Regions from separate parts of the Mus musculus genome. Here all the other regions are linked to region 1. A link is a loop called in an ENCODE intact Hi-C map of the cell type or tissue named here. Cell type or tissue: heart. All regions are shown on one strand. Region 1 holds the start of Chd1 (chromodomain helicase DNA binding protein 1). Region 2 holds the start of Prdm9 (PR domain containing 9). Region 3 holds the start of Psmb1 (proteasome (prosome, macropain) subunit, beta type 1). Region 4 holds the start of Rgmb (repulsive guidance molecule family member B). Region 5 overlaps Fam120b (family with sequence similarity 120, member B). Region 6 holds the start of Pdcd2 (programmed cell death 2).

The links. A loop is a pair of places that touch in the nucleus more often than their neighbours do. Peaks named below come from ENCODE experiments on the same cell type or tissue, not always from the same donor. Only the 100,000 strongest peaks of a DNase experiment are listed, where the experiment ranks them.
Region 2: it touches region 1 in a loop (2.6-fold over the local background); 8 of 42 quality-filtered maps call a loop at or near these places.
Region 3: a loop joins it to region 1, with 5 times the contacts of the local background. A loop is called at or near these places in 3 of 42 quality-filtered maps.
Region 4: a loop joins it to region 1, with 9 times the contacts of the local background. A loop is called at or near these places in 4 of 42 quality-filtered maps.
Region 5: it touches region 1 in a loop (3-fold over the local background); 2 of 42 quality-filtered maps call a loop at or near these places.
Region 6: a loop joins it to region 1, with 4 times the contacts of the local background. A loop is called at or near these places in 12 of 42 quality-filtered maps.

Annotation. Positions count from the first base shown.
Region 1 is chr17:15,703,400-15,708,399 of GRCm38, reverse strand. Chd1 (chromodomain helicase DNA binding protein 1) reads right to left here and starts at 3,433. Exons shown (of 36, transcript NM_007690.3): 1 at 3,088-3,433; 2 at 1,261-1,460. The coding sequence starts at 1,313. It overlaps 5830433I10Rik (a long non-coding RNA gene), which reads left to right and starts at 3,023. Exons shown (of 2, transcript XR_001782213.2): 1 at 3,023-4,086. In heart, CTCF peaks have their summits at 2,740 and 3,372; DNase peaks (open chromatin) are centred at 2,289, 2,619 and 3,629; H3K4me3 peaks cover 3,369 bases; H3K27ac peaks cover 2,221 bases.
Region 2 is chr17:15,562,513-15,567,512 of GRCm38, reverse strand. It overlaps Prdm9 (PR domain containing 9), which reads left to right and starts at 4,182. Exons shown (of 10, transcript NM_144809.3): 1 at 4,182-4,292; 2 at 4,576-4,699; 3 at 4,991-5,000. The coding sequence starts at 4,224. It also overlaps the pseudogene Gm6686. In heart, a CTCF peak has its summit at 373 (motif pointing right); a DNase peak (open chromatin) is centred at 3,102; H3K4me3 peaks cover 2,003 bases; H3K27ac peaks cover 1,865 bases.
Region 3 is chr17:15,495,769-15,500,768 of GRCm38, reverse strand. Psmb1 (proteasome (prosome, macropain) subunit, beta type 1) reads left to right here and starts at 2,493. Exons shown (of 6, transcript NM_011185.3): 1 at 2,493-2,616. The coding sequence starts at 2,507. It overlaps Tbp (TATA box binding protein), which reads right to left and starts at 881. Exons shown (of 8, transcript NM_013684.3): 1 at 745-881. In heart, a CTCF peak has its summit at 2,605; DNase peaks (open chromatin) are centred at 908 and 2,428; H3K4me3 peaks cover 4,308 bases; H3K27ac peaks cover 3,251 bases.
Region 4 is chr17:15,826,334-15,831,333 of GRCm38, reverse strand. It overlaps Rgmb (repulsive guidance molecule family member B), which reads left to right and starts at 269. Exons shown (of 5, transcript NM_001372257.1): 1 at 269-713; 2 at 1,639-1,714. The coding sequence starts at 1,710. In heart, CTCF peaks have their summits at 228, 1,778, 2,634 (motif pointing left) and 4,595; DNase peaks (open chromatin) are centred at 393, 1,063, 1,463 and 4,673; H3K4me3 peaks cover 3,493 bases; H3K27ac peaks cover 2,588 bases; H3K27me3 peaks cover 270 bases.
Region 5 is chr17:15,402,426-15,407,425 of GRCm38, reverse strand. It overlaps Fam120b (family with sequence similarity 120, member B), which reads right to left. Exons shown (of 11, transcript NM_024203.3): 2 at 4,297-5,000; 3 at 1,491-1,671. Among named protein-coding and RNA genes, the nearest start is that of Fam120b, 8.7 kb to the right of the region's middle. In heart, no CTCF peak of the experiment used is centred here; no DNase peak of the experiment used is centred here.
Region 6 is chr17:15,524,517-15,529,516 of GRCm38, reverse strand. It overlaps Pdcd2 (programmed cell death 2), which reads left to right and starts at 2,216. Exons shown (of 6, transcript NM_008799.2): 1 at 2,216-2,526; 2 at 2,905-3,144; 3 at 4,117-4,248. The coding sequence starts at 2,244. In heart, a CTCF peak has its summit at 2,158; a DNase peak (open chromatin) is centred at 2,186; H3K4me3 peaks cover 2,102 bases; H3K27ac peaks cover 1,595 bases.

The sequences.
Region 1 (5,000 bases):
AGGATGGCCTCCAGCTTAGAGACTCACCTGCCTCTACCTCCCGAATGCAGGGATTAAAAGTGTACACCACCACTCCCAGGCTCAACCCAGGTTTTTAACTTCTAGATCCATACTTATGTAACTACAATGTTCAATTCTCTGTGTTGTCACTACTCTGCTTTTGTAAGCTATCCCAGCACCTACATGGGACATCAATGTCTATTGTCCATGAAACCATTTCAAGCCTGACATGGCAGCATCTCACATGTCTTATGTTTTGTAAATAATAGTGTAATTTCCATTTTGCAAGACCAAATATCAGAACAACAGAGTAATTTACCTCAATTCACAGTGTGTAACTGAAAGTCAGGATTGACTGCGCAGTCAGACTCCAACACCTACTTTGCTGATTTCTATGTTAAGTATACATAAATAATGAACTGTAACAGTAATGTGGAGACTATTAAAAATATAAAAGAATTGAATGGCGTTGGAGCAGGCAGTAATTGATAAATGCCTATAATTTCAATGCTCCATTTAATTTGGGGTGAGAATTTTTGTGGAGAGCGGTGAGTGCTTTACCACAGATCCTAAGGCTGTCTTACACATAAAATGGCCCAACATTTTATTTCCATAAACTTTATTTCTAAGAAACAATATGGTTCAAGTAAGAACTCTAAAACACCAATATAAAAATAACAATCGAAAAAAACAAAAACAAACAAACAAACAAAAAAACATAAACTGAATTCACGTCAATTTTATCTAAAGTTTTCTACAGTGGTAGAAATAGTTCCCAATAGTGCTGTCCAACATAGTGGACATGTGTCATATGTCATTTACATACTATTTGAAATGTCAGGTGTAACTTAGAGAATTTTGAATGTTTTGTAATCTAAACTGTTGCATGTGGCTAGTAGCTAACTGAACAACATAGGTGTAGGACATAAAACTCCAAAAAAAGAGGAGTGCAGAAATTCTTACTGCATTTATTTGGACAGTTCATTAATGGCCAAATCAATTTTAATGTCTCTTTACTGTTTCAGCTTCAATTACTTCAAAATATAAACCCTCCAATAGATTTAAATAGATCAAAGCCTTCTATAGTCCCTGCTATCTTGCTATCTTTACACACACACACACACACACACACACACATAATATGCAATGTTAACAAAACTGCTATTAGAGTCATTTTAACTTTTGCCAAGCTAAGACAATTTGATAAAAACACTCAGTTTCAGGTCTCAGGTAACCAGCTGGTTTAAAGAACTTGCTTACCTTGATTCTCCGCTGCCATTTCTAACACTTTCTTCATCACTGTGTCCATTCATTGTAAATATCAAGAAGTTTTAAATAAAACAAAAATCCCCTCAGATTAATAAAAGATGAGTATGAATGCAGATTTCCTCGAATATCAAAATTTCAAAGATGAATTTTCTTCAACATTCACGGGTTTCCTGGGGCTCTCTCTGTGTCACCTGCGGGAAATAGATTAGCAGTTAAGAATATGTGCTGTAGGAAAAGATGTAAGCCCGACTTAGAACTCCCAGAAATGGACCTAGGCCATCAGACTAGAGGTGGCTCGAAGGCCCAGACGCCTTTCACGTACAAGAACTAGGCATCTATTAAGTGCATTCTTGCTTGCTAGGACTTAGCCTGCCACTGCTAGTGCTGTTTTGACAGAAGAGCAACAAACTTTCCAGACTAATTACTACTGTGTAGCACTATTTATATAGATTCCTAAAACAAAGTAACATATACATACTCCCAAAGAGGAGAAAATGCTACTCGGTAACTTCGACAAACAAACGACGAGAGGGTAAGGGTTATGTTTACTGAAGCACTAACTCCTATTACTAAGAACTTCATATCCAGCTAAGGAAAGTTTTTAAATGTTCATTCGGAAAAGAGAGTAATAAAAGGTTATCATGATCTTAGCAAAACTACAAACGTCAAAACAGACAGTTTTTACCAGGTAAACCAATGGTAGAGTGGAAAAAAAAATTATATACCCAGTAAGGTACTTAAGACGCCTTGAAAAAAAACATAAAAAGGCAATACAAAGAATACACACTGTATCTTATTTTCAAGGCAAACGACGGGGACGGGGGTGGGGAGCAAGACAATATTTCCACCTCTCAAGATTTCCGCCAGAGCACTAGAGTCACCTACAAGCCAACCACGAATAAACAAAGGAGATCTCTGGCAGGGGAGGGAGAGGAAGAAGCGGGGGAAGGAGACGTCAGATCCTTCCCCAGCCAGAAAGTACCACCAAGACACACTCGGGACGCAACAGAGTTGTCCTCCGACTCCAGCAGAGACTTAACTGATTATTTCCACTCCAAAGAACAGAGGGGCCAAACAGGCTGCTGCCACCTCCGCCCGGGGGGCCGACTCTGCACCTGGATCAGGATTTCCAACCTGCAGAGCTCAGTCTCCATACCTCTGGGAGAACAGGTCACCTAAGATCCACAGCACTCAACAGTAATTCCTAACGTTAACTATTAATTCCAGCCCCGGTGAAACCGGCCGAAGTCCTCCACCTCCTCTCCGCAAAGTCTGCGCTGAGAAAGTTCACTCGCCTAGGCGCTTTCCCTTTCACCTTCCTCTCGCCCCTCAAGATGGCTTTCCCCGTCCGCTGGACTTCCTTTCCAGCCTCGCCTCCTTTCTCCGTCCGGCCCTAAGTTCTCCTCCGAGCGCCCGGACTCCGGACGCTCCCGCGTCTCAACAATAAGAGCCCCCGAAGTGGCCAGGGCTCCCTCTGCAGCCTCCTTCCCCGCCTGGCAGTTGCCGGGCTCCCGGCTAAGTTTGCCGGGCGGCGCCGCGCGGGGCCGCTGCACCTTCTCCCCGCAGCCGGGCGCCGCGGCCTCCTTCCCGCCTCCCGCTCCCGCAGCCCCGCCGCGCGCCCTCCCGGGCTCGCCCGGCCACCGCCCCCTCCCCCCCACCCGCCCCGCGCTCCCACGTGCTGGTCCCCTCCGCGCGCCGGGCAGCGCCGCCAGGCCGCTGAGGATGCGCCGGGCCGCTCTCCCACGCCCCCGGCGCCGCGCCGGGCCTCGCGGGCCTCGCCCGCTCCCGGCCTCCCCGGCCTCGCCGACCCGTCCTTACCGGCGGGCACAGGGCGAAGGGTGGCGCGGGCCGGCGCCTCGGGCGGAGGATGCCCCGCGCGGGGGCCCGCGATCCTGGATGCCCAGGCCGCGGGACCCGCGCCGCGGACGGCAGAGGGGGAGGGGAGGCAGCGGGCGGAGACGCGCGGAGCTGGGGAGCGGGTCCGACGATCAGTTCATCTCCGGGCGCCCGGGCCGAGCGGGAAGTACCGAGGGCGCCTCCTCCGTCCGCGCTCCCGCCCCGCCGCTTATCGGCCGCCGGCAGCCGCCATGACGCCAAGACCGCGATCGAGCGCAACCGTCTCCGCCGCGCGGCGCCGCCGAGGTCGCTGTCGCCTCCGCCTCCCGAGCGACGTCACCGCCTCGGTTCACTCCCCTTCCCGGCGCGCGGCGGCGGCGCGCACGCCCGGCCTTTCCGCCGACGCGCGGGGGCGGGGCGGGGCGGGGCGGGGCGCCGAGGTGGTGCACGCCCCTCGGGGAAAGCCACCGAGTCCAGCCCAGGCTCGGCCTTCGCACTCGTAACCGGCGCTACCCCTGGCGTTCGTGGGGCTCCCGGGGATGGGCGCTCTGGTCACGGCACGGATGCGCAGGGATCCAGAGCGGGGGCCCAGGACTGCCTGCGGTGGGGGCCGGCCGCGCGCGCCGGGTGTCCGGAGTCCGGTCGGAGCTGCTGCGTCACCCGGGCAGCTAGAGAACTATTGGGCAACCTAGTCGCCTCCCGCTGCGATCTTTGCCTGGGCGACCAGCGACTAAGTCTCCTCCCGGGCGGGGCTTTAGTGAAAGAGAGAAAATAGAGTTCGAGCTGCTGACCTCCCAGGACGCTCCTTGATTCGTGTGTGGGTGGCCCATGCCTGGTTCATAAAAGAACTTTTACAACTGTGCCTGCCTAGATCGCTCCCTGGAATGCGGGTGGAAGGGTGCCGTGCGGAATCGGAACTGGAGGGGCGTTGGTAACTGGATCTAAGGTGCTGCAGCTTAGTTGACAGTTACTGTCATTACTGTATCCGCAGGCCTCAGTATGTCGAAGCAGAATCTCTTCAAGCGTGGTGATGTAGCAATCTATGTACGGTTTTCAATTTTGTTTTTATTATGCTTTTTGGTTTTGAAAGAGCGTTTTATTATGTAGCCCAGGGTGGCCTCAGGGTGATCCTTCGAAGTTTAGGCATTACAGGCAGGCGTGTGCCATCACCACAAGGCTGACTGTTTTTGCAAGGATTTGGAACTTTGTTTGCTTACTTGTTTTTAAATCAAAATTCTTTCTGATTTCATTACCTGGCCTGCAAATAAAAGATTCTTTAAAGACAGTATACAAAGCCAGGCTGGTCTTCCACTTCTCCATCTCCCTGCCTCAGCCTCCGGAGTGGTAGTAAAGGAATTGCTGGTGTACCCACCTTGTGGGTCTAACTTTTTAAAGTTTTCAACTTACTTTTTGAAGTTGCATTTTCTGTAGAGACCTCTCCTTCGAAGTCAAATGAGTTTGGCTGCCATAATATCTCCAAATGATTCTTAAGCTATTTGGGAAATTTCTAATGAAAATTTAAACTTTGCCCGGCGGTGGTGGCGCACACCTTTGATCCAAGCACTTGGGAGGCAGAGGCAGGCTGATTTCTGAGTTCGAGGCCAGCCTGGTCTACAAAGTGAGTTCCAGTACAGCCAGGGCTACACAGAGAAACCCTGTCTCGAAAAACCTAAAAAAGAAAGAAAGAAAGAAAGAAAGAAAGAAAGAAAGAAAGAAAGAAAGAAAGAAAGAAAGAGAAAGGAAAGGAAAGGAAAGGAAAAAAAGAAAAGAAAAGAAAAGAAAAGAAAAGAAAAGAAAGGAAGAAAATTTAAACTTGGAGCTTTATGTTTTGAATAAGATCATAATATACTTCAGTACTCTGTAAACTCTTAGAAACACTGGAGGAAGAAAGACTG
Region 2 (5,000 bases), 140 kb after region 1:
GTGAATACTTCATCTAACTCTACCTTCCAACCAGAACCTTAGTATACCTTTCCTTAGTATAGTAGACTTATTTCAGCAGAGAGTTTACTGGAATTTAGATCTTTGTGTGTGTGGTACTAGGGATTGCACTTGGAGCTCCATGCATGCTACCAACCTCTCTATCACTGACCTATATTCCCAGTCCTCTTCCTTCATTTTGGGACCACGTCTCACTAAGTGGTACGTAACGCCCTTGTATCTTCAAGCCTTCTCTTTCTCTGAGCTCCCAAGAGGCTGGTAGTACAGACTTATGCCACCAGTCCCAACTGAACTTGACTGTTTTGTTTTTCTAAGATTTATTTATTATATATAGTATTCTGCCTGCATGTATGCCTACGTGCCAGAAGAGGGCATCAGATCTCATTACAGGTGGTTGTGAGCCACCATGTGGTTGCTGAGAATTGAACTCAGGATCTCTGAAAGAGCAGTCCGTGCTCTTGACCTCTGAGCCATCTCTCCAGCCCCTTGCCTATTCTTAAAATGAATCTCCAAGCCTTATCTGTAGCTTTGTCTCCCCACCACAGGAAATTAGAGTTCCTCAATTTTGCTTTTATTAACAATCAGTCTCAGATTTCTGTCTTTTGTGGAGCTTCATTTGAGTTTTAGGATTGCCTAATTCCCGTGTAATGTACTTACTATTTTTTTTTATATATATCTGAACAGGCATCTACGAATTCATAATCTACTTCTTTCCATTGCTGTTCTCAGTTCATTGCCTATCAATATTTCAAAGTCTGAACTGCTATGTTTTGGTAGAGGACGTGCATGCATGTGTGCCTGCATGCGTGCGTGCATGGTTCTCCTGCATGGCCCAGTGGAGGTCAGAGAACAACTTTGTGCAGTCCACTTTCTCCTGCCACTATTATGTGGGTCATCAAGCTCCTAATTTGTTCAGATTTTACATCTACCGTTACAGTTCTTTAAATAAATTCATCCCAGACAATCTCGGCAAGTGAGAGACAAACTAAGAAGTCAGTCATAGAGAGTCCGGAGTCCAAATTCGGAGCCCCCAGTCTATAGTCCCGGAAGAATGAAGATTTAAATACAAGGCCATGGCTAAACATCTGAAGTTCATTGCCAGGACTGTGATGGTTCAGGAGGGGAACGTGGAAGGTGCCTGCAGGACCCTAAACAGAATCCTTACCACGGATGGGCTTACGGAAGTCATAAAGCGACGACGCTACTATGAGAAGCCTTGCTGCCACCAGTGGGAGAGCTATGAAACATGCTGGAGGATCTACAACATGGAAATGACTCGAAAGATTAACTTCTTGATGCGAAAGAACCGTGCAGACCCATGGCTGGGCTGCTGAGGCTTGGGGCTAAGCACCCACACTAGTTATATGTCCAAATTCCTTTCTTTATCCAGCCAAGTTCTGTTACTTTTCTCCACAATAAACTCCATCACAGGTGAAAAAAAAAATGTTAGAACCTAGAGGGGAAACCCCCACTCAATTCCCGATTTGGTGTGCACCCAAAAAATCACGAAGGACCACCTTGATGTAATTACACGAGGTCGTTTAATTACGGAGCTCCGGACCAACATGCATCCCACATAGGAGATAGCCACGAGGCTCGAAAGCTAGGGGTTTTTATGGGGTAAGGGGCTTAGGTGTGTGGAATTCAGCATAGCGATACACTATTGGCTTATTCAAACATCAGCAGAAAAATTACATGTACTTGTAGGATGTCAGAGTTCTGTGAGTTGTTGACTCAGTTCAGATAGCCCTGTTATGTCCTCACATTCCCCTTTATCTTATGGTTAAGCTGTTCCCAGGAATGTTTTAACTACGGGGCATACCCAGGTTTGTTTTTCTTTTTTCTCAGCCCCAGGCAGCCTCTAGGCTCACAAACAACCAGCAATTTCTGAGTACTTTATATGACTTACAGGTCTTGAAATTTCATCTTTCTTTCACAAACCAACAAACAAAAAAAAGAAGTCAGTCATAGATTTAAGCTGATTGTGTCTACATATTTCAAACTTAGGGCAGCCAATAAACAGTGCGTTCACAGCACTATCAAAAGTTCTTAAATCTCATATATATACATATGTATATATATATATACACATATATAATATATATAATAATATATACATATATATATTTAAAAGTCTAATATTGCTTAGGTAGCAGAATTGAAGGGAAAGTCAAACTAGAGTTGGGGTATCGCACCTGTGCCTGTTTATTTTGCACTAGCAGCGGGTAGTTCGTATTCTTATCACTAGACATTTTAAATTAATTTCTTTTTAAAAGATCTATTTATTTATGTGTATTTTCGTAGGTCTAAGTGTACGTAAGTGCACCACGTAAGTCATCAAAGTCATCAGATCCCATGAACTAGAGTTACGGGGTGAGGGGTTGTGAGCTGCCCCCGCGATGGTGATGGAAGAGAATGTGTGTACTCTGCAAGAGCGGTAAGTGCTCTTAACCACTGAGCCATCTCTCCACCCCTCTTATAAGCTAATTTCTATTCAGTAATAACGATTTATATTAGCCAAGGCACTCTATTATTACGCCACGAACATTTTAGTAAACCTATGTGCTTATTTATTAAAGTTATTGTTAAATTAGAGGCTTTTAAATTTTTTTTTTTTAAACTCTTTCATAGCCTAATTTTTAGGTTCTTTTCCGGAGAGCCTTATTTGTTTTGATTTTGTCTATCTATTTGATTAAGCTACTTATCTCAGGCGAGACGTGAGCTCAGGGTATGCCTGCCAAAGCTGGACTTCCGGTCCCACCCTCATCCCCGGCTTCCCGGTGCCCAGCTCCAATTGGAGATTGACTGAAACCCCACTCTAGAGCAGACCTAAGCACTTAAAGCTCTGCTCCATGGTTTTAAGACCTTTAGTAGACAGGACACAGGTCAGGTAACACAGCCTGCCACATTGAAAAAGAGGAGTCTGAAGGAACGGACGCCGCACAGAGAACAAGTGTGCGCCTGCGCGCTGGCCACTACCTGATTCGTGCAGGGGCCTGGCAATCCCAGCGAGGGGAGGGGCAGCCTGGAGAAAGCCACGGGCAGGAATTGCACCCTGACTGACAGGCAGAGCTCCGCCCTCCGCTTTTCTTGTTCCCGCCCCTCAGCCAGCTGTCTGTCAATTGGCGGATTCTCCTGTCAGTCAGCCTCGGAACTCCTCAGAGGGACGAACGCCGGCGGTGGCCTCAGAGCCGCGGGATTCTGGACCATGAGTGCAGGCGAAACCTTCAGGACCAGCGAGGCTTTCTAGGCTCAGCCCGTGAGACCCCATATCCCCTAAATTAGATTCGGACCCCCTCAGCGTGACACGCGCGCGCGCGCTCACACGCACACACCCGGTCACCTCAGCTTCTCGGGAACTCCAAACGCCCTTTGGCTGAGTGAGGTCCCAAATGCACTTGTGCGGAACCAACCCAGCCTCTGCCTGAGGAACCTGGGTAGCTCGCCTCAGAGAGACTAAGTTTCCAGACAGGAAACCTGGACTCTCAGCGTAGAGACTCTCCTAAGCCCCAAAGACCCCAGACGCCCTCGGTCTCGAGGACCTGTCTGTCACTCCAGATTGGCTTCCAGAGATCCTAAATGCTCTCGTCCCGCAGGACCCTAAATACCTCCGACGTGACAAATCCCAACTCTTCGTGACATAATCGTCAAATCTCGTCAGACTGCGAGTCTCCAAACCTTATTTCACAGCCTGAAAGACTCCTCTAGCCTACGAACCCAATTCCTTCAATCTGATGCACCCCACTCCTCAGCCCGAGGTCCCCAAAGTTAAAATCTCAGCCAGAGCGTTCCTACATTTTCACCAGAGGGACTTCAATCCCTTGTACTCGGGATTCCCGAATCCATTTACCTGAAAACATCTTTCAGACCCTGGCTGACTCCTTGGTCCAGATGAAGAGCAAGTGGGAATGGGGTGGGGGGGGACACCGGTTGGCGGGAGGAATCTTCCTTCCTTGCTGTCGCAGGTCCTGACCCGGACGGAGGGTCGGTGCCTAGGTTTAGGGCTCAGTCCAGAATCCTTGCTCCTGCACCAGAGTACTAGACCTCGGAGTCCGAAGAAGCTGCCTGTGTTGGCTGCATGGATTCCCAGCCCCTAGCTCCTTCCCATGTGCTGGTGGGCATCTCTGATCGCCTAAGGCCCTTAGTTACCTCTTCATCCATAGGACCATAGGACCCTGGACCTCTCCAGTGAAATGTCCTGCACCATGAACACCAACAAGCTGGAAGAAAATAGTCCTGAAGAAGATACAGGGAAATTCGAGTGGAAACCCAAGGTAGTACGAAGTTATCCTTGAGTCAGGAGGATCATGGGGTGGGCAGAGGCAAACAGCCTTGAGTACCAATACCATATTGATTTTTCCTATGACAAGAAGGTGGGTCCCGATATGTGAGAGAGGAAAGGCTCATTAGCAACTGCTCTGTCAGCATGAACATCCAGTGTTTGCTTAAAGAAGGTTCTGGGAATGGGAGGATAACCTTGGTCACTGAGACCACATTCCAGGGTCCCAAGCCCGGCCCAGCATGTTCCGTTTTTTGTTTTTATTTTTTTTCCCCCAGGTCAAAGATGAATTCAAAGACATTTCCATATACTTCTCCAAAGAAGAATGGGCAGAGATGGGAGAGTGGGAGAAAATTCGCTATAGAAATGTGAAAAGGAACTATAAAATGCTGATTTCAATAGGTAACAAGAAGTCTTCGGTTGAACCAGTCTAGATTAAAAAAATAAAATCTCAGTTCCCATGTTCCCATGTTATGTTAGGGTCTTCCCAGGTATCTACAGTGGTACAGTTCCCAATGGAGACAAGTTTAGAGGAAACGTGTGTGTGTGTGTGTGTGTCTGTGTGTCCAGGACTAAATGTTAGCACTGGCCCTGTAGAGATCTCATCTCCACACCCAGAGCCTACCTGGCCTTGTGATACATTTGTTCCATCCTCTAGGGCCTTTTTAAGAGGAATATTTTGCTGCTTTTCAGGTCTCAGAGC
Region 3 (5,000 bases), 210 kb after region 1:
AAACGAAGTTTACTGAACGCTTGATTATATAGACTGGGGAATTTGTTGTACGCTTCGCAGAAGTCATTTCACACCTGCAGACGATATAAACCACCTTTTCTCGTCTGCAATCTTAAAATCGCAATAATCGCTGCACAAACTTATTTTTAGGCTGTTTTCTGGGTTTTCATCTTTTGGAAACTGAGCCATCAAACTGAGTATTTGGGAAACCGATTCCGCACAGTCTTCAAGCGTCTGCCTAACCGGTCCGGCATCTTTTTCCAGAGAAGCCTACCCGGAGTTTTGGAAAACCACCTTAACTTGAGGCTAAAGACCGACAGTGTGTAAATAAAGCAGCATGCGTTTTTATGTTAATCTCGATTAGCTTGACTCTCAGGCTTCTGGCGAGATGCTGAGTCTCGAGAACCGCTTCCTAACAGAATTATTCTTACTGGGGACAAAACGGGCGGCTGCAGGCCTGGGTAAAACTCTCCCACCGGGGGAAGCGGCTGAGACGTGCGGTGCGCGGGGCTGTCCGGTGCCAGCCCCTCGGAGACGCTCACCCTTGGTACTGGGTTTCAGGACCCCGCCGAGGCGATGGTCCAGAGACTGGTTACTCGCGGAGCCGCCGCAGCGCGCGCGGAGGACCGTTCCCAGCCCGGCCGCGCGCCCACTCGCGTCTCCTCCGGCAAACTCCGGGGACCCGCTGCAGAAGTCGCCTTTATTAAGGCCTCCAAGCAGAGAAAAGGATGAAAGGACCGTTACCTGGGCACTGCGGAGAAAATGACGCGACCGCAGAAACCTAGCCAAACCGCCAGCAGATACCCGCCACCGCTACCGGACTCGATCCACCGAACGCCTGACGCACATCTGATGCCGTCACTTCCGCCAGTTGCGCTCTTGACTGCAGTCCGATTTGTTGTGCTTAAGCTGTGAGACACTGGGAAGGAAACGAGCGGGCCGGGTACCAGCAGTTCCGGGGCGGGGCCTCCGACGGCCCTTTCTAGCTGTCAAAGAGAGATCTATTGAGTGTGTAGCGGAAACAGTTGGGGATGTGGCAATGGCGATCAAGCCCAAGCAAGCGTTCTACCACTGAACTACATCCTCAGTCTTCCATGATTTGTTTTTGTGAGAAAGAGTTTCTCTGTGTAGCCCCGACTTTCTTGGGACTCACTCTGTAGAACTGGCTGGCTTCGAACTCCAGAGATTGCTTGGCAAGCTTACTGGCTCCTCCCCTTTGAGATTTGTGAGGTGGCTAAGGAAAATGTCAAGCAAACGCTCCTCATCATGTTCTCAGTAGATGTTAACTTACGTTCAAGGAAGAACAACAAAACAAGCGACTTTGTAGTCACAGATTCATTTCTATTTTTAGCTCGGTCACTACCAGCTCTCTTCCTTGCTGCCACAAGAAAACGTCAGCTGTTTCTTAGGCTGCTTCATAATGCTTGATTGATTCCAACATATCTTAATTTTTTTTTCCTTCTGAAGTTCATCTAAGGCATATACATGTGTTGTTCTGCGTACTTCCTTTCCCTTGTATTTTGCATTATCAACGAGGTAATGAGCTCCTTTAGGTTAAGGTTAGCGCTCTCTCTCTCTCTCTTTCTCTCTGTGTGTGTGTCTGTGTGTGTGATGGACAGTATCTGTGTGTTATGTGTGTAGGTGTTGTATAGGTTGTCTATTTACACAGACTCTAATAAGTACAATAGTACTGTGTATCTATTTTCCCCTAAAGGAAACATTTTCTCTTGAAAGTACAGGAAACCTCAGAAGACTGGGGAATTGAGAAAACTTAACAAAGGCTTGTCAAGAGGCAATATAAGGGAAGCGGGTTTTATGTTGTCTTACTGTTTGAGGAGATACAACCCAGGGGGAAGCATGCCAACTGGATTGCATCCACAGACCAGAAACATAAATAGATAAATGTTAGTTCGCTTCTTCTTTATTTAGTCGGGAAATCCAGGCAATGAGGTGGCGCCGCTTATATTTTAGTTGGGTCTTCGCTCCTCAATTAAACCTTGAAACACCCGCATAGACGCATCCATGGGTTTTACCTACATGATGCTAAGTTCTGTGAAATTAACAATATTAACCATCATATTCTGGCTAAAGAAATCTGGTATTGCTTCCTGGGTCTCGTGGCTGCGTACACCACACAGTTGACATGCGTCCTGATTGGCCTTGAATGCAGCATGAACTACTAACCCGTCTCAAACGCTGTGCCACTTCGCCAATGTGACATCCGAGTTGTCGTTGCTCTGTAATTGGGTTAATTTTTTTGGTATGGTCAGACTTTTAATTTTCTATCCGCCATGAGTAAATCCAAACGTTTTCTTAGGGTTATAAAACAGGTTTCTCTGTTGGCAGGATTGGCGGATCCAGGTTGTGCGCTAGCCGGACGCAGGCGTAGACCTCCAAGAGCAACGACGAGTGCAGGCTAGAGGAGCCTAGGGGGGCGGGGCGAGGGAGGCGGAAGTGGACCGGTCCCGGCGGCCATTTTGCCGTGAGACAGCAGGAGTTAGGCGCGATGCTTTCCACTGCTGCTTACCGAGACGTGGAACGAGAGCTGGGAATGGGGCCTCACGGCTCCGCCGGCCCTGTGCAGCTGCGGTTTTCGCCTTATGCCTTCAACGGAGGGTAAAAGCCTGGGCCTGCTGCCCTCACCTGGGTCGAGCCTGGGGTCGCGACGGGCGGGTGTGGGAATGGCAGGGATGTAGCCTGCAGCCCAGCACTCAGTTGTGCATGGACGCCCTCGGTGCCGTTTGCTCCAGCAACCGGGCTCCCACCTCAATCTTCCGCCCTATGGCCTGTTGTTTGGTAGGGCTTGAACACGTTTCTAAAGCCAACGGGCGAACATGAAGTTATGATTTGTCTTGGTTGTTAGACGAGTAGCTGTTTCTGTCGCTGGGCCGCCTGATCACTTGTTGTTTTAAGAGGAAACTAACATGATTAACCAGACTTAATTTCAGGGATGAAAGTGAAGGTTGTTTTGTTCTGCTCTTGAGACGTAGCCTGCTGGGCAAGGTCTACTGAGCTGCATCCACAGCCTTAGGCAGTCGGACCCTTGTGTGTGTTTATTTTTACTCTCAAATTACTTTAGCATTTTAATTATCCGCTTTATTCGAAGATATTTTTCCTTTGTATTTAGGACCGTTGACAATACAGGGGTATTCTTCATCAAATTAGAAGTTGAAACAGCTAATTATCCAAAAAAGGGGGGCGGGGGGGGGGCTTGTTTAAGAAAAGCAAAACCAGCCAGGCGGTGGTGGAGCACGCCTTTACTGCTAGCAAAGGCAAGTGGGTCTCTTAAGTTCGTGGCCAGTCTGGTCTACAGAGCAAGTTCCAGGACAGCCTGGGCTACACGGAGAATCTTTGTCTCAAGAAAGAAAAGCAAAAACGTTAAATATGGCTTTATGAATGTTGAGCGTTGATCATACAGATAGTGAAAGGTTGATTTTAGTCTTGGTTGTACCTTTTGAAGAGCAATTGTGAATGTACTATGTGGGCTCCTTTCAGTTACTTATAGATTGGGGAAGACTCAAGGTAGGTTTTTTTGTTTGTTTGTTTGTTTGTTTTAATTTCAAGCAGTTAAGTGAATAATTTCATAGTTTTACTTCTTGACTCTTGGCATCTAAACAGCCCAGGCTATAGAGCTGGTGTGAATTAGAACCGGATTTAAATTCATAGCGTTCTCAGCCGAGTCCAGTTTCAGTTTGCTTTTCCAGTATGCTGCTTAATGCTGCACGTGAACACTAAGTACTTACTTTGTAAGATGTGTTAATTTCAAGGTGTTCCGAATGCAGTACTCATGAGTCACTTTTTTTAACCTCCTTTACTTCTTCTTATCCATCACTTTGTTCATAGTTACTTACACCTATCCATTAAATCACTTTTCTCTTTTGTGCCTTTTAGCATTTATTGCAACTAGCCCTGCAAGCAGCCTCAGATTCTACAATATATAAATTTCTCTTTGTAGCTTCCAGGTTTTTGTCACTTGAGGCCTTTATATAATTACTAATCTTTTATAATTCCTAAGTCTGTTTCTGTAACTATTTCTCAAAAGTCCCTGAAATTCCGGCCTCTTTGGGAAACCGTATCTAACCGAGTTTTCTGATCTCTCCATAACCCATGTTAGTAAACAAAACAAGCAGGGTAATTGTTCCTTTCAGTTACTGCTGCTCCTTGGAAGTCTTGGCTCAGTTTAAAGGGGTGGGGATATGTTGTTTTCCTCAGCAGACACATCTAGGGAGTTGTAAAACCTTGGTTGCATACATTGGTGTCGTATTTGAATTTGCCCTTCTTCCTCCTGTCATCCTGCGTTCCTTCTGTCACAGCACTCTTACTGGAGCAGTATTATGTCCCATTTCACGTAGTACTATTGGGAGAATTGTATTAAAACCTCACTTTGCAAGTGGAACATTCTCTTTTTTGTTCTGTGTAACTCTGCTAGAATTCTAAACTCCAGCTTGGTGCTTGGGGTCTTCTACAGCAGCCCATCACATGAGGAGTTTGTATGTCTCTGGTAACCTTAATTAAGTTGCTTGAGTGGCCTGTGGTAATATTTTTTCCCTTCTGTTGCTGTTCATGGTATTTGTAATGCCATTCTTTTTTGCTTTGGAGTTTTAGTGCAAAACTTGCTTCAGTAAAAATAGTAGGTAATGTTTTCTGGATGTTTATTTTCTACTAGGAAATAGGCACTTACATGAATTATGTGTTTAATTCTCACACTCTATAACAGAACAGGGACTGTAGTACCATCAATTTGAACATGAGAAATTTATCCAAAGTCACACAACTAATAAGTGGCATGAATAATTCCAGTGCCCAGGTGCTTAGTCATCACATAGTGCCGTCCTACTGTGTACACATAGTGCTGTCTTACTGTATTCTACAATGGTTATTGTTCACTTGCTAGAAGAACTGGAAAGTGTCAGGTGGATTTTATAGTTAACTAATTTAATCCTTATATACAGCACACTAATATGAGATAGTTTCTAAGTAATCTCATATTTTAAAGAAAT
Region 4 (5,000 bases), 120 kb before region 1:
TAGGAAGACCCTAGAGGATAGTTGGAGGGACGTGCTTTTGAGGGCACTGATGGACAGCTATAAAAAGCGAGGAGAAAAATCGAGGGGAGGGGGGTCTGTTGCCGTCGTGGCGGCGCGGAGTGCGAACACCGCACGCGTCCGGCTGACAACAGGCAGAGCCCGCAGCAGGACCGTGATGAGCCGGGTGGGTAAAGGCAGCGCTGCGGGCCCGGAGGGCGGCGCAGAGGGCGGCGCTGGCGGCGTGAAAGGCGCCTTTGTGCAAGCCGGTGTGTAGGACCGCGGGAGAGGAGAGAGCAGGACCTGGAAACGGGGAGAGGCGTACCACGCTCCCTGCCGTCGGGTCTCCAGCAGGACAGTAGGGTAGAGCGGTGGACTGGGGACCGGCGCTGCAGAGGTTGTCTGCCTCTGTGGCCGTGGGGCAGGGGTGGGAAGAGAACAGTTTGGAGGAAGTTGGGGAGAGGGACCTGTCTCCCCGCCCTCTCCGCCTAGGTGACAGAGAGGCCCCGCTGGCTGGCAGGGTGCAAGCACTGCCCCGGAGCTCACTCGGGAACCGGCATCTGGAGAGCGGCCCCCGGGTGGAGCCGCCCGCCTGCCGCCCACCTGGGGCAGAGTGGCGGGCGCGGCGTGGCCTCCCTCCTGCGCCCCGGCCGCGTGGCTTGCGGCTTATTTTCCCAGCTGGCAAGCGTCGCGCTGCAGACAAGGGAATGCCTGTGGTGAGTTGTTTATTTTGTTGAAGTTTGCGGTGGGCCCGGAGGACGGTGGGGGGGGGGCGAATAGCAGGCAGCGGCCGGGACTGTTTTGTTTAGGTCTTGGTCCACCTGTGTGGTATAAATCTGCCAGGCTCCGGGCTGTGGGGTCCAGGGTGAGAAAGCCCTGGCGTTCCAAAAGCTCCTGGCCACGTTTAATTTGCAATGCCTGGAACCGACTAGAGTCTAAGGAAGGCTGCTCCCCAACCCCCAGCTTTCCGTAGACGCTTCCCCTAAGGGACAGTCGCCTCCTATGACCTGGGAACAGCTGGCCACTGAAGTTTCCCCATTCCCTTCCCCATTCCTCGGGGGTAATGGAGCTGAAGCTTTAATGTGAGAGGAGCCCAAGAAAACAGAGACAAACTTATCGTGGGGGCGGGGGTGGTGTGAAGTTCGTTCAGGGGTGTTGGGTCGGACTGCTTCTACAAACTGGGATCCTGTGTTGGCCAATTTCCCAAACTAGACTGGTGAAAGGCTGGCTGGCTCCTGAGGGAGCCCATAGGAACCCCTGGGGCTGATGTTAGTACAGCCTCGGCTTCGTTTGCCTGGAAGAAAAGCCTAAATACATTAGTGAGAGGGTAAAGCTTTTAAGGCCTTCTTGGGAGTGAGTGGCTGGCTAATGAGAGGTTAATTTTGTTTCGAAGGGAAGGCTGTGCTGGTTTCCTGAGATAAATGGACAGGAAGCACATTACCTCCAAGCACTGGCAAGCGGCTCCCAAATGCTTTTTGCACCTGCCGCTTCTAGCCCTGAGAGCCAGAAGCGAGCCCTACTGGAGTCTGTTAGGGATCAAGGGGCCGGGGATGCAACCCCTTGCACTCTCCGTGGTCTCTCTCTCTTTCTCCAGGGGCTCAGCGCTCACACGGAGCCCTGGGGCTCTTCTCTTACACCTAGGTCCTGCGTGTTCCGGAGCTCGGGGGCATCCTGATCCCGCTGAGCCCCTTCCAGGTGCAGAAGGGTTAACAATGATGTAAGTACAAGCCAGGCGCTACATGCTGCTGGACTCTGGGCTATTCCAGCCCCTTATTTTCAAACACTGTGGAGCAACGAGCAGCAGGGGAGCCCTTACTCCGGAATGGGTTACACAAATAGCTTATTGCAGACTTCTCTGTCCTGGGTGAGCTGTTAAGCAGAGACCCTCATGTTAGGTTTCTGGGTTTGGAGATACAGTACCTGGGGAACAGTTAAGACACTATGTAAGGATTTGGGAAATGAAACTGCATCATGTTTAGAATCTATTAACGTTTCTGGCATCCGTTTTAATTACCCAATTGCATGCCCATGGTGTAGTATGCTTTGCTGGGTCTCTTAGATGCACTGTTCTGTTCTCACCACTCCTCGAAAACAAAGGGGAAGAGAGAAAGAATGCAGATGGCAAGACACAAGGTGGATTTGGGGGTTGCTCAAGTTTCCAGTCATCTCACTTTTTTTCCTAATTAAAATGTAAAACTTTTATAATCCTCACATTTGTTCTAGCTTCCTCCCTGGGTTTTTCTTTGTCCCGTCCCAAATTCTGCTTTAACCTGATGCATGGGAGCTTTGACGAGTGGCCACCCTATAACCAGCCATTCAACATGCTCTTGGTTTCCAAGCTGATTTCAAATCTTGCTAACTAACATCCAGATTCACCCCAGACTGTATCAATGAACCCGATGTCATGAAAATAGGAACCACCTTGTACTTTATTTTTAAAAAAAATAGCATTTTCCTCTAGCAGCTGAACACTTCGCTGTAATAAAAAGTGAATTGTTAGGCATACATGTCTTAAGCTTGTCAAATTTTACAACAGAGGTGCAGTAAAACACCTTAAAGATGATTCTCCTCCCCCACCACCACCACCCCAGTTTTTTTTCCTTGATATCAGGATTTGAAGCAACTCGAGGGTGCCCTCTACTGATAAGAATATCTAGACCCCCTTGTATTTAAAATATATATATATATATATATATATATATATACATACATATATACACACAAGATAGTGCAGAAAAAGCGAAGTCATCAGCAGAAAGACTCCAAATTGAATGTACTGATCTTTAACCTTTTGTTTATATGAGATGTAATGATAGCCTAATGTACCTTTGGGGATATAATTAAATATTGAGGTAAGAAAACTCTACACTTTGCTGTTAATCAGCTATCTAAAAGCACTTAAAATCTTTGTATAAGAACATTTTGCCTGCATGTGTGTCTGTGCACCATGTGTGTGTTTGGTGCCTGTGAACGTGAAGGGGTCTCGAATCCCCTGGAACTGGAGTTACAGACTATCGTGAGTTGCCGGTGGGCATTGAGAAGTGAACCTAAGGTCTTTTGGGAGAGCAGCCACTGCTCTTAACCACTCAACCATCTCTACAGCTCCAAGCTAAAAGAACTTTTAAGAAGAGCATCATGTGATCACTCTTTAAAAGAAAGATGCTTATTAATATTTTCTGAACTGTGTTTCGTCTATTATATGTAGTAACTGCAAGATGGTAAAAATGTTTGTCCTGATAGCATTTAGTATACACCATTATGTAAAGCTGTCAGATTCTTCCAGCCCTCCCCCCATGAAAAGTCATTTCTCCAGGCAACTCTGAGGCTATTATTAAGCATATTAAAGATAGACATAAGGCTTGGATTATATCTTGAGTAGTGAAAGGTGTGTTTACCACTTGAATCATCATGGCCTGTAATAAGTAATGAAAAATTACAGTAAAAACAGACAGGTCTCCTTCATTAGGGATCTGGTGGTTTGAGGAATCCACAGTGTGTCTAATGAATAAGATGGGGAGACTTAAGGCTTGCCCCCCAATTATCCTTGGTCATTGATCAGCACACTGTAACATGTGGAATATTAATGTGCCTGTAGTTGATAGGAGATTCCTAATTAGAGATTCTGGGTAATGTAGCAGGTGAAGTTGCAAACTGTAATTTAGATTGCGCTAAGTGCATTTTAAATGCCAGTCCTCAACAGTTTGGAGAATGGCAGAGGCAGGGGGAAAGTAACGTGGCTCTTAGGAGCACTGACGCCACTCTCCAGAGGAGATGCCACTTCACACTATCTGATGACAAATTGGATCCTATCGTCAACTCCTCCACAAGTGCTTTCTTTTGTCTCCGTTTACTAGCCCTTTTCCTTGGAGATAGTTGGAGGGGGTTTGCCCCAGGTTTTGGAGGACAAGTCAGGTAGAAACAGACCTACCATTGGATTAATTTAATAGACTGGAAACTTGTGGAAAAGCCACCGAGCAACAAGAAATCGTGGCATAATTGCACTGCATAAAAACTCACCACTCTCATTAATCTAATTACCTTGTAACCGAACACGTTGAAGTTCGCCCAATCCCTGACTCCCGTTCTCCGCTTTGAAGCTGGGAAAATGTCAAAGAAACCAAAACACCAGAGCCTCACGCAGCTGCCAGCGAATTCCGCTGGGAGCTCGCAGGTACCTTCTCAGTCCACCCATCTGCTACGGACCTCGGTGTCATCTGAGTATCTAACGCGGCTCGGATAGACTCTTGTTCTGCCAAGAGACCCCAACAAATTTGCTACGACGTCCAACAGTTGCGATTGGCTGAGACAGGGGTGGGGGTTGAGGGGGACCTGCTACACAGAGCTTGGGAAAGCGCTGGCTTCCTGCAAGTAACTGAAGCTCTCAGGGATAGGAAAAGGAGTTGGGAAGGGTCATTAAAAACAAGGAAGAAAAAAAAAAAAAAACCTAGGAGGAAGCTGAACCTGAAGCTCATTAATTCAAGGAAAGGTTAAAGGCCGGTTCGCTGTCGCCCATTTCTATTGGGTACCAGAAAACCGTGATCGCGGAAAGGGTTGGAGGAAAAAAAAGCACAAGGAAGCCGGCAGGAGGGAGGCTGAGCCTTGAAGAAGCTGCCCCACCCGCGGGCGGCGGACACGGAACTTGAGTGAGACGCGAGGGCGGGAGGCACGCTCGCAGCCAATGGAAAGTGGAGGAGGAGGTTGACCGGGGGCGGGGCCTCCAAGGATTGGTGGGAGCCTGGTAGGGCGGGGCTAAAGTGCGGGGCTGAGATTGATTGACCGCGCAGGCCGCGGTGCGGAGCTCTCCGGGCCACTGCCTGCTCCGGCTGGTGAGGTCCTTCCGATCCACGCACGTCGAGCCCACGCCAGCTAGGGCTCAGCCCTTGAGCTCCCGGCTGCCGTCGGCGCTCGCTCACGGTCTTTGTATCTTTTTCTCCCGCCTCTTTCTGCCCGCCCGCCACGTCCGGCCGTCTCGATGTCTCTGCGCCCTGTTGCCGCCTCCCTGC
Region 5 (5,000 bases), 300 kb after region 1:
AAACCCAGGGTCAGCTGAAATTTTACAGTAATTCTCACCAAACACACAGAACAACTTTCATTTTTAAAAGTCTAATGTTAAGTTTTATAAGTGGCTTCAAATACTGAGTTCAAGACCAGAAGGAATGAGCTGGAGAGATGAGTTGGTGGTTAAAAGGACTTGTTCTTACAGAGGACCTGGGTTCAATTCCCAGCACTCAAATGGCCACTCCCAAACACCCAAAGCTCCATTTTCAGGGGGACCTGACACCCTCTTCTGACCTCCACAGGCACTAGGTACACACATGGCGCAAAGATATACATGCAAGCAAAACATTCATATATAAAATTGAAATACTTTTTTTAAAGACCAGGAAGGACTGTCATAACCTGGCAGCAGTTCTTACTAAATGTTTTCACCACCGTGGCAAGGGAGAGAAGGAAGCAAAGGGGGAAGACAACGGGGTGTTCACACAGATGTGTTCACACAGATGTGTTCACACAGATGTGTTCACACAGGGCCCTGGGAACAGACATTCACATCACCCTTCCTGACTTCCTACACTGAACAGACCAAGGCTGTCTGTATCTACAGTAACCTCAGTTTGGGGATGGACCCTCCTCAGGGACCTCCCTCCCAGCAATGCATTTACACTTTGAAAACTCTTCCTATTTAGCCTGCACTTGTTTTTCCTAGGACTATTTAAATATGTAAGTCTGTTTATATTTCCGGTTTTGTGTACATATTTCCAGACGATGTTTGGCCTCTTTATGCAGGCAGGGAGAAGAGACATTGATTTCAACTACCTGGGAAGGGGCTGGCATTGGGCAGGAGCAAAGAGCAGTGTTGATTCTAAACCATTATTGCTGGGATGCTCCAATCTGAGAGTAATCCAGGTTTGTTCATTTGGAGGAGCAGGGCATCCCCTAGCTTGCTTGTTGAGGCAGGGTCTCTCTCTGTGGTGCTGGCTGTCCTGACGCTTGCTATGCAGACTAAGCTGGCCTCAAACTCGCAGAGATGGTAATGTTTCATGGCATTAATTTTTTTAAAAAAATTTTATTTTATGTATATGTATATGGGCACACTGTAGCTGAATGGATGGTTGTGAGCCTTCATGTGGTTGTTGGGAATTGAATTTTTAGGACCTCTGCTCACTCCTGTCAACCCACCCCCACCCCCAACCCCCGCTCACTCTGGCCCAAAGATTTATTTATTATTATATATAAGTACACTGTAGCTGTCTTCAGACTCCCCAGAAGAGGGCATCAGATCTCATTACGGATTGTTGTGAGCCACCATGTGGTTGCTGGGATTTGAACTCAGGACCTTCGGAAAAGCAGTCTGTGCCATCTCACCAGCCTAGCATTAACCTTTCATGGTGTTCTCAAGTAGATTTGACAGACAAACAGAACCTGTCGTCTGCTTGTCCTGAGAGAAAGCACTCTCCTTCATGTCTCAGAATCCAGTTCCAGAGAGAACCATCGCTGAATCAGACCAACTGGCCTCCTCACCTTTCCAGTCCCCGAGTAGGAGTGCGTAGACGCGCTGCCGGACTGGGCGGTAGATAAAGGCTTGGCTCGGGAGGGCTTGGTCCAGCTCATCCTCCAGGGTGTTACTGCATTCTATCTCCCCACTGCTCAGAATGTTGTACACTAGGTAGCTTTCTGAGTGGACGTGATGCATCCTGGCAACCTGTTCAAGGATTCAAATGCAACACATTTCTCCTTGAAAAAAAAAACCAAACTTCTGAGTTTTACAGAGAAACGGTCAACACCACTCATCAGTTTAAAATACCCAGACAGGGGACTGTATAGTTCAAACACCTGACATCAAGTGGCATTTATGTTTTGTTTTAGGGCTAACAAGTTCAAACCTTCACTTCATATTACTCTTCTCCTGGGTCCTCCAATCTAGCAATCCTATATTTACCTGTGCAGTACCTTATTATTCTGTCTGCTGGAGGGCTCAGCTCTCCCAACAGGCATATGCTCACCGAGTTCCTTAGATTAGGGCTGTTACAAAGGGCTCCTAACTGAGCTTCCAACTCCACGGCTTTCTAACGTCCCACTTCATTACCCTCTTGGGCTCACCTCAATCATGACTTGCCTGATCTACAAACCTATCCCTCCTTCCCAACCGCATCTGATGATTCTTTGCTCACGAGCCTCAGCCTTTACTTCTACCGAGTGGGCTGTTGTTAGAAGCTGTATTCATGTGCTCAAATTTTCTCCCTCCCTCCCTTTGCTCTTATGTTTCACTGCATCTGGCTTCAGTTATTAGCAAAAGCCATGGTCCAGCATACGCATTTGTTCTCTTCATATCACACAGCAGACACAATTTAAATTTGCTCACTAAATAAGCAGTTTAGATCAAAAGGTCTACAATGATCTTCATTCATGTAGGGTCTTTTTTTTTCTTCTTGAAAAGAACAAATCTCATTATTGTGGGAATAAAGGTTATGCTCTGTCTACAGTATTACTCCAGAATTTTAAATCTAAACTGTCTACCAAAAGGCATTTAAAATGTCATGTTAGGATGACTTAGGCGATCAAATCTTTGGACCTAATTTATATGCACCTATGTAGACCTAATTATACAGACTCATCATTGAGATCGGAGTCTTAATGACCATATTGTTGCTTTCTTTGTAACACACACTTTATTTAAAAAGCCGCCAGATCACAGAGAGGTTTGAACGAGTTAGTACACAGAAAGACTTAAAATGTCTGACTCCCTACATGATCAATAAACAGCAATGGTTGACTCAAGCCTAGTCAGTCACCGGTTCTTCTTACTAGACACATGACATAGGCCTGCTTAGCTGCTAGGGTTTCTTTAAATCAAAGCAAACCTACAACCAGGTTGTTTTTGAGATTATAATATAATTAACATGTTTCTCTCTTCCCTCTTTCAAAAGCCTCCCATACAACCCTCCCAACTCTTTCAAGTATAAGGCCTGTTCTTCCATTAACTGCTACTGGGTGCATATATATATATATTTGCATATACATGCACACTCCTAAATATTGCCTGTTGAGTCCATACTTACATGTATGTTTTCAGGGAGACCATTTGGCACTGAGCAACCAATTGGTGTGCCTTTCCCTTGAAAATGAGAAGCCAGCCTGAATGGTGGTGGTGCACACTTTTAATCTCAGCACTCGGGAGGCAGAGGCAGGCAGATCTCTGTGAGTTCAAGGTTAGTTAGCCTGGTCTATGGAGTAAGTTCCAGGACAGGCAGGGCTACATAGAGAGGCCCTGTCTTAAAAAAACAAAACAAAACAAAACAAACAAAACAAACAAACAAATAAAAAAAACAAAGAAAAGAATGAGAAACACTTTTAATGCAATCTCCAATATAAATGTTCATGGATTTCTCGGTGATATTTTTTAACAGCAAAATTACTTCTAATTTTTTTTGAAAATGTATTTATTTTTTTCATGTGCACAGGTGGAACTGGAGTTACAGAGACTTGTGAGCTGCTACAGGTGCTGGGAATTGAACACAGGTCCTCTGGAAGAGTAGCCAGTGCTTTTAACCACTGAACCATCTTTCCAGCCCCACTTCTAATTTTTAATTCCCTCTTTCACTTCTGACTTTTTTGTTGTTTGGTTTTGTTTTCTGGCCACTCCTGTGGATATCTACCTTATCTGTATGACCAAGATAACAGGACTGTGGATCCGGCTCAAGGGTTAAGCATATGCTTAGCATGAGTGAAGCCATGATGGCAGAGTTAGGCATGACTACAAAAGTACCTATTTCACAGGGCTGTTGTAAGAGTCGACTGAGAAAAAGATAAAGCCCGAGTCTAGTGTGAAACTGCGCTCTTTGATACTTATGTAATGTTAACTTACAGTCGCCCAAGCTCCTAGCATTTACAGCTTTTAGAGTGTGGCTGCACCATATTGTTTCCAGGTTTCCCTCTCCTTGATCCCTAGGCTCCTGCCTGGATAGTTTACCAGTATGCCTCACAGTGACACTAATTTTAATCACTGCATCTGTAGGGTTCCTACAACCCCACATTTGACTTATTCAAAGCAAATGTTGTCCTCCCAAGGGCCTGACTCCATGGGGGAAGCCTTCTCTTTACACTTTAACCCTTAACAGTCTCTCCTAGAATCCTACAGCTCTTTCCCATCCTATTCACAAGGCAGTATCAGATGTACCTATGAAATGGTTTCATAAATCCCTAACTAGACTCAAGAGGTTTCTCGTCTGCATCCTCCTACAGTCCTCTTCTCACGATCAAACCCGTTAGTAGGTACGCTTTCAATCACGACATTGTGGACCGAGGTGGGGGAGGCACAGTCACTTGCCTTTAAGATCTCAGACTCGGAAACCATGGTTACTTGCTTTATTTCAGGTTCCATATCCATGACATCTTCTTGTTTAAATTCAGGGTGTGTACACATGAGTGCTTCTAGGTTAAATTCAGTGTCTATTCCTGAAGGTAATTTTTGCTTGCTCTCTGGGTTTGTATATTGGGAAACTTCTGGCTTGGATTCGGAGTCTGTGCACATGGGAACTTCTTGTTTGGATTCGGGATCTGTGCACATGGAAGCTTCCTGGTTGGGCTCAGGATCCATACACATGGGAACTTCTTGCATGGACTCGGGATTAGTGCACACAGGAACTTCTTGCTTGAATTCAGGATCAATACACATAGGGACTTCTTGCTTGGATTCGGGATTTAAACTCACCATTTGCTGTTTGTCTGTTATCATGCCTTTGGGTTTTTGAACTAACCATGGAGATTTCTGCCCTGGCAAAAGATATGAGGTTACTCCTTTATAAAAGAGAGCTTTGTTTGGCCCCAAGGGTAGCATCTCTTCTATCTTCTTCTCACCTTGATACAAATGAAGAACTTTGGAGATATAGTCTGAGACAGCTAGGATAATATTTCCTTTTTTGCCAGCATTCTCTTTCACAGAAGCATAGGATGACAAGCACTTGTACCGAAAGCTTTCAAACATGCTCTCTGGAGTGATGTCATTGCCAAGCAGACAGGCCAGAAGAGGAA
Region 6 (5,000 bases), 180 kb after region 1:
CTTTTTAAAGGCAGGGCATCGTGGCCATGTCTTTATGTCCTGTTTATGTATTTTTTGCTTCTATACACTCGTGTCAGCAGAACACCTCCCTCTTGGTAAGAAACAGACAATTACAAAATAACTGTTCTAACCTCATAGTTTCTGCTTCTGTAAATATGGTTGCTCATGGGCCTTATTTATGTAGCTAAAATTCAATCCCATCTCACCTCACCCATTGCCTTTACTCACAGGCTAAACTCACCCATAACTCAGAAGGTAGAAAATAATGCTGGGCTATCTATAAATGTAAACTCTGCACCAGGGCTGAACTCCTCAGAGCAGTAGATTTATGTGTCTGCCAAGTAGGCTTGCCAACATAATAAAGACAAATTCTCCAACTTTCCGATGTAGTTTGGTCTCAAGGTCTGACTTATACAACACGTGGAAACACTGTGTCTGAAAGAAAAAGGGAAGTGGAGGAGGATTTAAAGTTACCTTAAATTGAGCAAGATCACAAGCATGCTCTTTAACTCAGCAAGTTCAGAAATAGGCTGACCCCTCTAAACTCCTCAGGAATGAAGCCTCCTATTTCACATAAATAAAATCTACTTGATTGTGTTGTTCAGCAAGGCCACTGATGTGCTCACTCTTCTGTCTTGGGTGGGCTTTATTTGGCTCTGCACGAACCAAGATGGGAACCCACTTCATTCAGTTCCATTACGAATATTGACGCAAAAACTACAGCTCTCACCTCAAAGGGAGTTAAAAGTTCATTCGGAGCCAAATTTGAATGATCGTAGCCCGGGAACATATATTCATGTCTTCCCAAGTACTATATGTTCCAGTGTGGAAGCACTTTCATGGAGTTTTTATAGTAACAGAACAAAAAGGAAATTTGAAATCAAGGTATTTTAACAATGAATGCATTTGTGGAAACATTAAGTAGTTACAGAGGAATCTCAGTACAGACCTGAGACACCATCTGATAGCATTGTTAGCCTTTTGATTGGTGGAGAATAGCATTTTGTTAATACAGTCCAATAGTCTTTATCTGTTTATCAAGGTGTTAGGTCTGACACAAAAGCGGCCACTAAGGTATCTTTAAGGGGCTAAAGACAACCCAAGAGAAATAGTACCATTTCTAAAGATTCTAAACTCTTCAAAGTCAAAAAGTTTTATTAGTTAACCAGACTTTGTAGACAGCTCCTTTCCAGGAATTCTTGTTTACACTAGCCAAAAAACCCACTGTTGTTTTGTCTTTACATCTTGCTTCCTGTCTAAATCCAACACACAGGGCAGCGAGTATGGGAGCACCCAACTGTGTGAAGCAGAGCGCTATGATTTACGTTTGTTTCGAGTGCTCCTCCTCAACTGTATCCGGTCATCTTTCTCCTCCACCCCAGTTTTGAACATCCTTTAACTGCATGAGGACAGGTTTCAAGGGTCTGTGTGGGTTCGCCCCCAACCTCAATTCTTCCACAGGAGAACAGAGCCTCCCTTTGAAAGAGAAGATAAAAATAGCAAACTTCAACATTAATTATGATTGGCGACATTACTTAGGATGTATTCAGTTTCATAAAACTAAGATAAGAGAATAAGAAACTCTCTGTTCTGAGATAACAGAATAACCTAAACTGCTAACTTCTGCTTTGGGAAGCCTACTTGCCCCTTTCTCTTCCAAAGGAAGCACGCATTTGTTCTCCCTTAAGAAGTGACCACCACCAATATCCACTTAGCAAGTTCCATTTGCTAGAGAAACTGTCATAATAAAAATCTGAAAATTCAGCTTCTGTAAAACTTGCTCAGCTCCGGGAAAAACCTCTTTTGAAGCAGAGATTTTAAAAGACCACTCTAAGATAATCACAAAGATTATGACAATATCTAACGGCATAAACCATGAAATGTTTCTGATCCGGGCTGAGTCTCTTACCCAATAGCGAAAGGCTACAGCTGCGAACTAATTAAAGTTTGTCTTTTGTCCCCGAGTGCTGAGAATGCCCCCACTTCCCTCACTCCAACCTGAGGATCTACAACCGACACCCTAATCTCAGAGGTCTGAAGAGCTTCCGGCCTTCGGATCCCCAGAAACAGTGACAGTTCGATGGAGGTAGTCTTGCTCACCAGCGTCCTTTATTCACTTTTGCTTCCTGCCTATAGGGTTACCTCCAGTCCGGTCCCAGCTCGAGATCTGACCCCGCCTCCCGCCTTCCGGCCTAACACGTGACCGCCCTCTTCCGGCCTGGTGGCAGAGTCCTGCTGCGAGCATGGCTGCAGCCGCCCCTGGTCCTGTGGAGTTGGGCTTCGCCGAGGAGGCACCGGCCTGGAGGCTGCGCAGCGAGCAGTTTCCCAGCAAAGTGGGCGGGCGGCCCGCGTGGTTGGGCTTGGCGGAGCTGCCGGGGCCCGGGGCGCTGGCGTGTGCGCGCTGCGGCCGCCCGCTCGCCTTCCTGCTGCAGGTGTACGCACCGCTGCCGGGCCGGGACGACGCCTTCCACCGCAGCCTCTTTCTCTTCTGCTGTCGCGAGCCGCCGTGCTGCGCCGGCCTGCGAGGTGAGCGGCCGCCGGGACAGGACCCGGGCGAGGGTTGCCACGGGGGCTGAACCCTGGACGTAGGACGATCGGTTGGCGCGAGTGGTTGTATTCAGGTACCGGAATTGTCTTAGAATCGTGTCCCTTTCATCCTGGGCACGGACTCCTTAAAGCCAATTTCTCTTGTCAGACGGAACTCTTCCCGGGTTTAAAAGCTCTTTAGCTTTTATTTTTATTCCCTTTCATATAAAAACCGCCCCCCCACCCCGAAAGCAAAAACCTTAGGTTTTCCTTAAATGAGGTTTTATGAGGTGAAGCACCGAAAACGGTTCAAATGTTTCAATTATTTTGTTTCACGGAAAGATAATCTCACGTACCCCTTTCTCCTCTTCATTTCAGTTTTTCGTAATCAGCTACCAAGGAACAACGCATTCTACTCCTATGAGCCCCCTTCTGAAACAGAAGCTTTGGGTACGGAATGTGTGTGCCTCCAGCTCAAGTCTGGAGCCCATCTCTGTCGGGTTTGTGGTTGCTTGGCCCCTATGACATGCTCTAGGTGCAAACAGGCACATTACTGCAGCAAGGAGCATCAGACATTAGACTGGCGGCTGGGACACAAGCAGGCTTGTACACAGTCAGGTAAGACAACTTAGCCTTACCGTCTCTGTCAACTGAGGTACTCCAGTTTCTGGTTAAACTTGAAATTAGAAAACATACTTTAAAAGTTTTAGGAACTGGTAACATGAACACTTCGCTAATCTAAAACACAACCAGCTTTATTTTTTTATTAGATATTTTCTTTATATACATTTCAAATGCTATCCCGAAAGTTCCCTATACCCCCCCCCCCCCCCCCAGCCCTGCTCCCTTACCCACCCACTCCTGATTCTTGGCCCTGGTGTTCCCCTGTACTGGGGCATATAAAGTTTGCAAGACCAAGGGGCCTCTCTTCCCAGTAATGGCCGACTAGGCCATCTTCTGCTACATATGCAGCTAGAGACACGAGCTCTGGGGTACTGGTTAGTACAACCAGCTTTATTAACAGGTAGTATTATTAAGAGTAGTTAACCGTGGTCATGCAAAAAGCGTTACAATCACATTCATGCATCCCTGATCCGAATAATGAATTCTTAATTGTTCAGTGTCTTTGTAGACTGTATCTCTCCACTTTATTCATGCTTTTGTTGGTGTAAACAGATCTTTAGTGTTAGGTATTGTGTATAATATCTAATACTTAAGAACAAGCAAGTGCTAACAGTTGTTACTCAGCTCGTAGTGGTGGTGCCTATCTGTGGTCCTGGCACTCGAGTGCCAGCTGCAGGAGGATTTGGAGTTAGAGGGCAATCTAGGCAACATAGTAAGAGCCTGTCTACTGACAATAAGCCATGTTATATATGTAGCAGTGTCACACACACATTTACTGTCTATTACTTCATGTGATGGCTTGTATGAGGTTACATAGTGATTGCCCTATTCCATAGCAGCTCTGATGTTCAACTGTGATGAATTCACTCAACAACACAGGTCTCAGAACTTAACGTCTTAGAAATGGGAAAATTTTAGGTCCTCAAAACTCAATGTTTATTAATGATGCTAATAACTTTATTGTAGACAAAATAGACCATATGGTTCCAGACCACAACTTCCTGTTTCCAGAATTTGAAATTGTAACAGAAACAGAAGATGAAATTTTGCCTGAGGTTGTGGAAATGGAGGATTATTCTGAAGTTACAGGAAGCATGGGTAAGGAGTCTGTGCATCAATTTTACAGTACTATGACCAAATATACCTTAGGGGGAAAACGGCAGGGAGGAAAGGCACCATCAGTGTGTATCTGTGGTGAGGCAGAGAACGTCTTGGTAGAAGATTATAGAGCCTAAGTCACTACAGAACGTCTGACAAGAGAGGTCCTTTGTAATGTAGTCTTTTAGCTCCACTTTCACATACATCCTTTGGCTACTTCCTCTAGAGTCCATGCTTTGGGGCTGTGTCTTTGTTGGCCCACACAGGTGCTGATCATCAGTCCAGCATTCACCCTGCCTCAAGATTGCTTATTCATGGGCTCAAACACCCAGCGACACACTTTGCCTCATGCTTCCAGTGAACAAACTGAAGTTCTAGGTATCCTGTGTTTGAACAAAGAACTTAGATCTTACTCTAGAATCTGAACTTTTAAACCATAAAGTCAGGTTTATAGAACTAAATTAGAGTCTCAGTTTATGGCCTCATTTGCAGGAAGAATGGTACCCAGTCATCAGGGGGAGGGCTTATTCTCAGAAGGGAGACCATAGAAAGCTTAGCCAAGTAAAACGTCTTGTGACTGACACAATAATGAAGGACTGGAGAGATAGATCAGAGGTTACAAGCAATTACTAGTCTTGCAGAGGACCTAGGTTTGGTCCCTAAAACCTACATGGCACTTTTCTAACTCCAGATCCAAGTGCTCTCTTCCGGCCTTGACGTGCACATACATACTTACATACATTTCTGCAAAA